2 separate regions of the Homo sapiens genome follow, and region 2 is linked to region 1. Evidence: read pairs that join two places in POLR2A ChIA-PET (ENCODE). Cell type or tissue: Panc1. All regions are shown on one strand. Each heading gives the region's core, and the rest is flanking DNA. Links, peaks and the distances in the headings are about the cores only. Region 1 overlaps SDK1 (sidekick cell adhesion molecule 1). Region 2 overlaps LOC100129603 (a long non-coding RNA gene).

Evidence for each region. Peaks named below come from ENCODE experiments on the same cell type or tissue, not always from the same donor. Only the 100,000 strongest peaks of a DNase experiment are listed, where the experiment ranks them.
Region 2: POLR2A ChIA-PET joins it to region 1 with 6 read pairs; 1 of 35 experiments calls an interaction of 5 or more read pairs at or near these places.

Annotation. Positions count from the first base shown.
Region 1 is chr7:3,669,980-3,675,361 of GRCh38, forward strand. All of the region lies in intron 4 of SDK1 (sidekick cell adhesion molecule 1), which reads left to right. Among named protein-coding and RNA genes, the nearest start is that of SDK1-AS1, 320 kb to the left of the region's middle. In Panc1, for the core only: CTCF peaks have their summits at 3,729 (motif pointing left) and 3,952; no DNase peak of the experiment used is centred there; H3K27ac peaks cover 831 bases.
Region 2 is chr7:3,144,382-3,149,763 of GRCh38, forward strand. It overlaps LOC100129603 (a long non-coding RNA gene), which reads right to left. Exons shown (of 4, transcript NR_126024.1): 3 at 4,600-4,687. Among named protein-coding and RNA genes, the nearest start is that of CARD11, 100 kb to the left of the region's middle. In Panc1, for the core only: no CTCF peak of the experiment used is centred there; a DNase peak (open chromatin) is centred at 2,590.

The sequences.
Region 1 (5,382 bases), core at 328-5,327:
TTTTTCTCTTCCACCACATCCAGTCAATCACCAGTTTCTCTTATTGTACCACATGTTATCCCACAAATCTACTCACATCATTGTGTGTCCACCTCTGCCACCATTCCTGACCAAACTCTTGCCTCTTTCATTGGTCTCTACCTTGTTTCCCTATGTTTATTTTGTCTTCTCTCTCCATTCCCCATGCTGTGGTCAGAATGATATATTAATATGAACCTGATCTTGTTACTCTGTTCCTTCAAATCCATTAGTATATTAGTCTGAGTAACCAAATCCTTAATATAAACAGCAGGGTTTGTGTAATTCAGTTCCTTCCCTTATCTACCTAAATTTTTTCTTCCATCTCTTTCCCTCTGACGTCCAGCCACAGCCACTTTGGTATATTGGTTACGTTCTTAGTTTCCCGGATCAGATACCTGAGTTTGAATCTTAACTTTTCACTTACTAGGTATGATCTTAGACAAGTTCTTAAACAAAACAAAACTTTTATTAATGGACAAGTTCTTGAACCTATGCATCAGTGTTCTCATCTCTGAAATGCAGTTATTAGTCTCAGCTTCTTAGGGGATTTGTGTGAATTAAATGAGATGAAACGTGTGCGGTGGTAGCACAGTGACTGACAGTTAATAAGCCCCCAGTAAATGTTAGATTATTTGCTTAACGAACCACCTCCCTTCTTGTCTCTGGGAATTCTCGTTGCTCTCCCCACTTATACAGGATACCCACCCGCTTGCTTCCCTTGCTTAGTACTGACTTATCCTTCTGCAGCAAAGGACCTTACATCCCAGCTGGCTCAGGACAGACCCAGTTTATGTCTGTTGTAGATCAGTTAACATTTACTGTTTTTAGGTATCCCCTTTTACTACTGGTTTGTGAAATAAATTAGATGATCACCCTTTTGTGCTCAGTTCAAGAGTAACCTTTTTTAGGAAACCTTCTTTGATTCCTACAAGGACAGGTCGTCTATTATTTGTTCTTACAGCACATCCTGTAACTTTTTTTTGCCATAGTTACCACGATTACAGTTAAAACAGTTCATTGCATAACTAGTTCCTTGAGGTTTGTTTCTCCTATTGGGCTCTAGGCCCTTGGAGGACTGGGACCTCAAGGCGGGGGGTGTCTTGCCTTACCCCTGAGTTTTCAGCATTGGTCTTATCCAAGTCATTACTCAGTATATTTAGAGGAGACAAGAAACACTGAACAGGATCTGGTTTGGACTTCGTGTCTGTTTCTGACTTTAAATGTCAAGTCACTTCCTCTCACTGTCTCTTCATTTCTTCATCTTGTAAATTCAGAAAATTAAGCTTAATGTTCTCTAGAATTCCATCGGCCTCTACATTGTGTGAGTCTAGCCCATCAGGGACATTTTTTAAACCAATTTTTAAATATTTATAGTCACAAATTTAAGAAGGAAATGGAATCAATGTACATCTCCCCAAAGACAGAGTAAAATACTTTGTTGCTCATTGAATGAAGCTCTGGTCATTACCCTTTTTGTTATTATGATTCCTAATTTGTAAGCTCTGATGTTATCCCTTCTTTCTCAATATAGCTGAGACAAATGTGTAGTCTGTATGATCATATCATTGCTGTTATACCTATTTACAAGTTTAAGACTGAGTCAATAGAAAAAAATCCAAGTGAAGAGTGTTTAAAATAAACTTGTGTTTCTCCAGGAAGTTAACTAATCAAACACTTTTCATTGTAGATGTTGTCATTCAGTACAAAATAATCCCTGAGACAGTCTCATGAAAAACCTAATGCATTTTTTGGTGAGTTTTATAATGAGATTAAAAAGAAATTAAGAGCAGGAAGTGAAATTATAACGCCAGTGGGAAATCTTTGAAACCATTTTATAGTTTTTTCCTTCTTATGTAATATGTCTGTGAGATTGGGCAGGTTTTTGTTTGCTTGCTTGCTTATTGTTTGTGTTTATAATGTGGAGGAATCAGCTGAACTTGACTTATCCCTTTACAACTGATCCATGCCTACACAGTAGTTGCTTGGAGCTAAAAGCAGGAACACATGGACCCTGAGGCATAGCTGCTCTGAAGTCCTGGCGGCCTCTGGGAGGGCTTATCCATGATATGGGACACAGGGTCTCCTGAGGTCTTGGAGGAGTTTTCCTGGTAACTCTGAGGAGTGGCGGGTCATGGTGTGGTGACCATTGGTCTAACCTGAAGGACTATAGGAATGAGGGCAGGGAGAATTGTAGGGAGGCAGCCGATGCTGCTGGTGAGAATGAAAACATCCTCAGAGTGGCTTCCATACCCATCCTGTTTCTGTAGTGCCCAGTTATTGTGAATACCCATCACACGTTATTCTATCACAGCAAGCAGCTCATCTACCCTACTGCACCCCCAAGTTCTTGAAGTGTCTCTCTGTTTCTTGCCGTTACTGGAGGTAAGCCAACATGAAAGATGAAAGCTGTGTTTATACTTCTACTGCAAACTCTTGAGGAAAAAAACAGAGGCATTAGCCAAAAGAGATAGGACATACAGGCAAAGAAGAAAGATGAGCTGGAAACCAGTACCTAAATAAGTCCAAAAGCAATCTATTTATAGATCCCAGAGTGAGATCGATAAAGGAGATGATGTGGAGAAATATATATATATAATATATATATTTATATAATATAATATATAATAATATATATTAAATATATATTAAATAAATATTAAATTTATATATAAATTTGTTATTAAATAAAATTTATATTAAATAAAAATTAAATTTATATTAAATAAAAATGTAATATATATTTTTATAATATATAATTTTATATATATATATATATATATATATATATATATATAAAAAATACAGAAAGCTCTAAGTATGCACAGATCACACTTTTGCCAAAATAGGCACCTACAATGAGGGCCCCATCCCCACCCTTGAGGGTTTGGAGTGATCTTTGGGTAAAAGCTCTATTCTAACTCTTGAAATGGTTAAACTTTTTCTAGATGCATCTTTTAATATTACTTCCTCTTTTATTCCTTTTTTCTATTTTTTTTAAATAAGCATCTTTGCTTTACTTCTTTTAGCTATGAAGCAGCTCTTGCTGATAGTAAATAAATACTTAAAGTATGAAGATACTTCCTTGTAGCATTTGACCAATTTGTAAGGCAGCGGTTCCTCAATTTCAGTGATGCACCAAGCTTTTCCGAAAATGAGTTCCAAAGGGAATTGATTTTTATCTGCAATACTCTCATCCTACAGACAGGATATTGACTACACTTGATAGAATGGAAGTGTAAATCCAGAATGAAGCATTGCAGGAACAAATCCCATGGGGGCGGTTCATGATCAACAGAATCATTCATTGGACGGAAAGATCGGAGAGCTAGACAGTGTCAATAGAGACAAAAGGGGAAATAAAAGCATTCATTTCCTGAAAGAGTCTTTTCCTGGAAGGTTTTTGTTGACTGGCTCTTCCTTTTAGTATACTCTCTATTCCTAGTTGTTTATCAGCTTATGTGAGAACCTTAAAACTCATAATCATTTATAATCAATGTTTAAACATGGAAAAATAAAAGTACATACCATAGGCCCCGCCGGCCTGTTATTACATGAGTTTATTAACATTCACTGTGAGATGCCTTGGTATAGACTTACCCCTTTTTATTTCTGTCTCATGTTGTTTTGGATATTCTGCTTTGCTAATGCATTAGGTAGTTTCGTCTTGCTCTGCAAAGACAAAAGCTCAGTCATTGACCTGGAGGGCCCAAAACTGCGCCCCCTGCTGCCTTGTGTATTTGGTGGCTGGCATAGTCAGTTCATTATGTGGCAGGCAAAAGTTTGCATTCCAAGGGCGGAAGACATACACATTGGTTTTGTTTGAGAATTATATCATAAAACTGAGTTCTAAGTACTTCTTGAACATTGAGATTATTATTGATGAACTGATTATAAAGTATTCTTAAATATAAACCCAAAGCAAATTTTATTAAAAATAAATAGAAATTTGATTAAGAATAAGAGATAATTTCTAATAACTTTTTGGTAGGTGACAGCAGGGAGATTTGTTTGATCATGGAGTTTTTAAATGCTTTTAAGTCTTGAAGTCCATTAAGGCATAGAAGAGAGAATAGGAGAAAAAAACATCTCTGAATGGCACAGACCGATCACATGTTGATTGAAGCACAGTCAATGTGTATACTGAAATTGTGAGTCAAGAGCTATATCACTAAAAGATAAGGGAAAGACAGCATCAGAAATTGACTACAACAACGAAGGTGTAGTGGGAGATAAAGTTAGACGACATGAGATTCAGTGTTACAGATGGAGGCAATTTGAGAAGAGGCGGGTGGAGTGTAGTGAGCATGGTAATGAGAAGGAAGGAGGGCATCTACCCCACGTCCAAGTCCAAAGCAGGGTGGGAGAGACCTAGAGAGGGCTGCTAGGGCATGAGTGTCAGCAGGGGAGGACCAGCCTTCCTGTTGAGCAAGAAGAAGAAACATTTAGAGGAGAGGGTGACAATACAGGGGCCTTTGCTGAGGCTGGTCTTTGAGTCACAGAAAGCACAATGGAAGTGGTTAAGGAGTTTTGGTTTGGTGAGGGATGTAGTGTGGAGTAAGAGCTGTTCATGGCTGTTTGGGGATTCATATACAGGAGATGAGGGATGAATTGAGATTCTAAGACTTTATTCCATAAATACGGACAAAGGGCAGTGATGTGTTGTTCAGTGTTTGATAACTATAACTGGCTCTTGGCAGGGAAGAGCCCTGATGTGTAGCTTTTTCCAATTTTCATGGTGTGAATACTCCCACCACAGTGTATTCCAGGTGACCAACATGACGTCTTTCTATAAGGAGTTGGACAGAGATCCACAAGATTGGCTCTGTGTTCAGCACGCATTGGGTAAAGGGCATGGCTGGATTAATGCTGGTAGACTCAAGCCAATCATTAGGCAAGGCTGTGAGTGGTAGGGAGTAGAGGGCATTTGGTATCCTTCCTGACCCCTGTGGATAGAAGCATAGTGACCTGAGGAACAATAGTCTTCTTGGTGTGTGGGCCATATAAAAACAAGCCTGCATCAAATTCTGTACATGGGTTAGAGTTTGCTAGCCACGGCTGTAAACCTTCTCATGCCCGTGAGCCATCTCCACGTGTGAATCTAACAGATATCTCCAATGTTGATCTCCCTCCATGCCCCAAACCTGCTCCACCCATAGTCTATATCATATCATTTCATGGCAGCTTTATCTTTCAAATGGTTCAGGCCAAAACCTTGATCTTTCACCCATAGCCACAGAAAAACCTGTTAGCTTTCCTTTCAAAAGCTATTCAAAATCCAACATTTAGCTGTTTTCACTGCTACCACTTTGGACCAAGTGATGGTCGTCTACAGCTGGAATTATTATAACAGCTTCTGGTCTG
Region 2 (5,382 bases), core at 322-5,321, 530 kb before region 1:
ACCAGGCAGATTTACATTAGGAATCACCATGATTATTGTTCTTTTTATGGTGGCTACTGTGGACAAGACAATTATGGAAACAGAATTCATTGTTCGAACAGGCTGAGCTCATGATATTACTGTGGATTTAAAAAAAATCATTTCTTGGCCAGGAATTAAAAATAGCTCATTCTCCCCCCCCCACCCCTCTCTTTCTCTTGCCAGATTTAGAATCTGAGGGAACCTTGATAGTTTCCCTCCTAGTTAATATTCCTGAGGCAACTTGCATTTGCAACACGGTTGAGAATCATTTTATTTTAAACACCAGTTCTTCCCACTATTCCTGTGAGGGAGTTCCAAGTTATTAGCTCAGTTTTAAATACAAGGAGATGGGAGTGGAGAGGCTTGGGGCCTCTCCCGGGGACCAGGTCAGAGAAGTCTGCATGCTCAAGGAGAGCGGAATCTCAGTCCCTTCTCATCAGCTGCCTTTTCATCTGTCCTCAATGTGTTCTCTGCCACTTTAGCATGTAAGATTTCAATGACCAGGCAGGCACGGTGGCTCACACCTGTAATCCCATCACGTTGGGAGGCCGAGGCAGGCAGATCACAAGGTCAGGAGTTCGAGACCAGCCTGACCAACATGGTGAAACACTGTCTCTACTAAATATATAAAAATTAGCCAGACATGGAATACACCTGTAATTTCAGCTACTCTGGAGGCTGAGGCAGGAGAATTGCTTGAACCTGGGAGGCAGAGATTGCAGTAAGCCGAGATCGCGCCACCGCACTTCAGCCTGGGTCACAGAGCGAGACTCCATCTCAAAAAAAAAAAAAAAAAAAAAAAAAAAAAAAAAAAAAAAAAAAGATTTCAATGACAATTTTTTTTTTTTAAAATGCACATGGAAACAGAACCCCCTGGAGTAGCCCCAGCCAGGAGCAGAACTCAGGAGTCCTGATGCCCTAAGGTTCTTGCTAATCTTCTCCTCTGCACTGGGTTAAATGCTGTCTTCTCCCAAATTCACATCTACTTGGAACCTCAGAGTAAGATCTTGTTTGGACAAAAGGTTTAATTGCAGGTGCAATGAGATAAGACAAGGTCATGCTGCTCACAGCCTCACATTCCAGGGCCACCTCTTGCCTGACAATTCCTACCCCTCTCTTGGTTTGATTTCTTCAAAAGCTGTTTCCTAAACCTCTGCTTCTCAAACATTAACGAGCACACGGGTCACCTGTGCATCTTGTTCCTCAGCATTTTTTTTTTTTTTGAGATGGAATCTTACTCTGGCACCAAGGCTGGAGTGCAGTAGTGCCATCTTGGCTCACTGCAAACTCTGCCTCCCAGGTTCAAGTGATTGTCCTGTTTCAGCCTCCTAAGTAGCTAGAACTACAAGTGTGTGCCACCACACCTGGCTACTTTTTGTATTTTTTAGTAGAGATGGGGTTTCACCATGTTAGCCAGGCTGGTCTCGAACCGCTGACCTCAAGTGATCTGCCCACCCGGGCCTCCCAAAGTGCTGGGATTACAAATGTGAGCCACCGCACCCGGCACCCTTAGCAGTTTCTGATACTACAGGTCTGGGTGGCCTTATTCTGCACCTCTCACAAGCTCCCAGTGACGCCAGGCAGCTGGTCTGGGGACACTTTGAGTAGCCTGGGTCTCACCATCACCTGTGACTCTAGCCCTGGCCCATCAGTGACTTTCTGGCCTCTGGGCTCACCTCCATCTAATCGACAGGTTGCTAACACCACCTGATGTCCTCAGAGCAAAGTACCTATTGACGGCCGGTGATGCAGTAGGCAAGCACTTCAGGCTTGGGGAGTTTAAGCTCTTTTATTGCCATGGCTTTTATGTGCTCTCTGCATTTGAGAGCTTTGCAACTTCATTAGTGTACAGAGTACTGCTGAAAGAATTCCTTGGTCGCCCCTCAGACCTTTTGATAAACAAACATTGTAAATGTAATAATCAGGTCACCACCATTAAAAATTATTATAATTAAAGATGATACAAGCTGCCCGAACCCTTGATGAACCCACTGCCTTTGTTTGGAGCTGTTGTTAAATGAATACATAGGTATTTTTCTTGCAAAGCAATGTTCTTCCTGCTTAGCTGGTTTGAGACGGAGTCTTGCTCTGTCCCCAGAATGGAGTGCAGTGGCGCTATCTCAGCTCACTGCAACCTCCACCTCCCGGGTTCCAGCGATTCTCCTGCCTCAGCCTCCTGAGTAGCTGGGACTACAGGTGTGTGACCACACCCAGCTGATTTTTTGTATTTGAGAGAGATGGGGTTTTGCCATGTTGGCCAAGATGGTCCCCATCTCCTGACCTCGTGATCCACCCGTCTCGGTTTGTAGCTGATCTTCCTATTTGCTTTCTTCCTAGAAGATCTTTCTACAAGTCTGTTCTATTCTGCTGATGTCATTTGTTTTGCATGTAACATTGCTAGGAGTCCAGGGGAAATCTTTATGCTCAAGGGCTGGGGGACGACGTTAGAAGCTATGATACAACTCCGAAATTATAACAGGAAATAATTATTACAAGAGAAGAAATATCACACTTGTCTACACTAATGCACTTGACTATCAAACAAAGAGATCTTTAAGATGATGAAGCACGCACCACGCAGGAGAAAAGTGAGGAAAACGCGGCTACAATTTGTTCTGAGTCATATCTCTTATAGAAGGGATTGCATTCTGCTTTGTCATCATTTACTAAGAAAGTTGTTTGCAAATGAGAGGAAGGATTCAGGCTATGGAAACCGGCTCGAGGTCAGGCGGCGTGGAGTTGCCAGGGCTGCGGTTCTAAGACAAGTGTCTCACCCAGTTCGCACCCATCGCGAAACAGATTCAAGGCACAATTCAGACAGAAGGTGAAAAGGAGATCCTCACTCTGGCATGGGCTGAATATTTAATACCTCCAAAGTCAAAAATAAGAACGGCTATAAGAAGACAGACAATTATAGCCCTAGCAGAGAAATTTCACTGGGCCCTAATACACCCCGTGGGATAGTTTGCATTGTATTTTAGAGCTGGGAAAACAAGCTAAGAAAGGATATCTTCATGAGGTTGCTCAACTCATAGGGGCAGACTTTTTTTTTTTATTTTTATTTTTTGGAGACAGGGTCCTGCTCTGTCGCCCAGGCTGGAATGCAGTGGCACGATCTCGGCTCACTACAACCTCTGCCTCCTGGGCTCAAACAATTCTCCTGCCTCAGCCTCCAAAGTAGCTGAGACTACAGGTGCACGTGACCACACCTGGCTAATTTTTGCTTTTTTTTTTTTTTTTTTTTTGGTAGAGACTGGGTTTGGCCATCTTGCCCAGGCTGGTCTCAAACTCCTGGGCTTAAGTGATCCTCCCACCTGGCCTCCCAAAGTGCTGGGATTACAGGTGTGAGCCACTGCACCCAGTCTCGAGCTTTATCTCTCACATGTGCCTCTATTCAGGATTCCACCCTAGTTTTGAAGAAATAGATTCACATTCTGAGTAGTAAAGTTAAAAACAAGGATCTCAATAAATTTTATGTCACCTACAATTATTGCCAGGTTTTCCTTAATGTCATGTGTAGGCTGCCCAATACTCGATGCTCAAAACAGATTTTAGGGAGCAGAAAAAAGACAGGGAGACAGAAATGGAGACACAGAGGAAGGGAGTTGTTTGATGAGGTTGGCCTATGTTGGTGAGAATACAGCACAGGTGCTTTCAAGCTTCCCCTTCACTAAATTCAGGATGCTTTTCTTTGTTTTTTGAGATGGAGTTTTGCTCTTGTCGACCAGGCTGGAGTGCAGTGGCGTGATCTCGGCTCACTGCAACCTCCACCTCCCAGGTTCAAGCAATTCTTCTACCTCAGCCTCCCGAGTACCTGGGGATTACAGGTGCCCGCCACCACATCCAGCTAATTTTTGTATTTTTAATAGAAACGTGGTTTCACTGTGTTGGCCAGGCTGGTCTCGAACTCCTGACCTCAGGTAATCTGCCCACCTCGGCCTCCCAAAGTGCTGAGATTACAGGTGTGAGCCACCATGCCCGGCTTTTTTTTTTTTTTGAAATGGAGTCTCTCTTTGTTGCCCAGACTGGAGTGCAGTGGCACAACCTTGGCTCACTGCAACCTCTGCCACCCGGGTTCAAGTGATTCTCCTTCCTCAGCCTCCCAAGTGGCTGGGATTACAGTTCCCTGCCACCATGCCCAGCTGATTTTTGTATTATTACTAGAGACAAGGTTTCACTATGTCGGCCAGGCTGGTCTTGAACTCCTGATCTCAGGTGATCCACCCACCTTGACCTCCCAAAGTGCTGGGATTCCAGGCGTGAGCCACTGCACCCGGCCTTTTTGTTATTTGTTTTGAGACAGGGTCTCACTGTCACACAGGCTGGAGTGCAGTGGCTCAATCATAGCTCACTGCAGCCTTAACCTCCTGGGCTCAAGCAATCCTCCTGCCTCACCCTCCTGAGTAGCTGGAACTACAGGCATGCACCACCATGCCCAGCTAATTTTTTGTTGTTGTTATTTTGTAGAGATGTAGACGTCTTGCTATGTTTCCTAGTGTATTAGTCTGTTCTTGCAGTGCTGTAAAGAACTACCTGAAATCAGGTAATTTATAAATAAAAGAGGTTTAATTGACTCACCGTTCCACAGACTATACAGGAAGCATGGCTAGGGAAGGCCTCAGGAAACTCACAATCACGGTGGAAGGCAACGGCGAAGCAGACACGTCTTACATGGACAGAGGAGAAGGAAGAGAAAGAACGGGGAGATGCTACATACTTTTAATCAACCAGATCTCGTGAGAACTCACTCAATATCATGAGAACAGCAAGGGAGAATTCCTCCCCCATGATCCAATCACCTCCCATCAGGCCCCACCTGCAGCACTGGGGCTAACAATTCAACACGAGATTTGGCTGGGAACACAGATGCAAACCATATCACCCAGGCTGGTGTTGAACCCCTGGGCTCAAGCAATCCTCGTGCCTTGGCCTCCCAAAGTGTTGGAATTACAGGCGTGAGCAGCTGCACCGGGCCAGGATGGCTTCTTCTCACAAGGAGTGTCTACTCCCAAACCCAGTGCTGACCTTGTGGCCCTGCTCCATGAAATGCTCCAACACCCACCCACCTTCCAAGCCAGCACCAGGGGAGCTGCCTGGCCCATTGCTCTCCCAACACACATTTCGGCCACCAAGCCCTGGCTCCAAACTTGTCCCTTCACTTTATCCCAGATGCAACACCTGCAAATGGCAGCCGTCCATTGATCCCGACAACAAAAACAGTGAGGCATTGACTTCTCCCAATCTGCCCCCAGCCACAGACCAGATTCAGCTGAAACTGGCATCAGCTGGGTGGGATCCTCTTGAGTGGCTCCTTTTGCCTAACGGGCAGGTTCCAGACAGCCTAGCACGTTTCATCAGGGT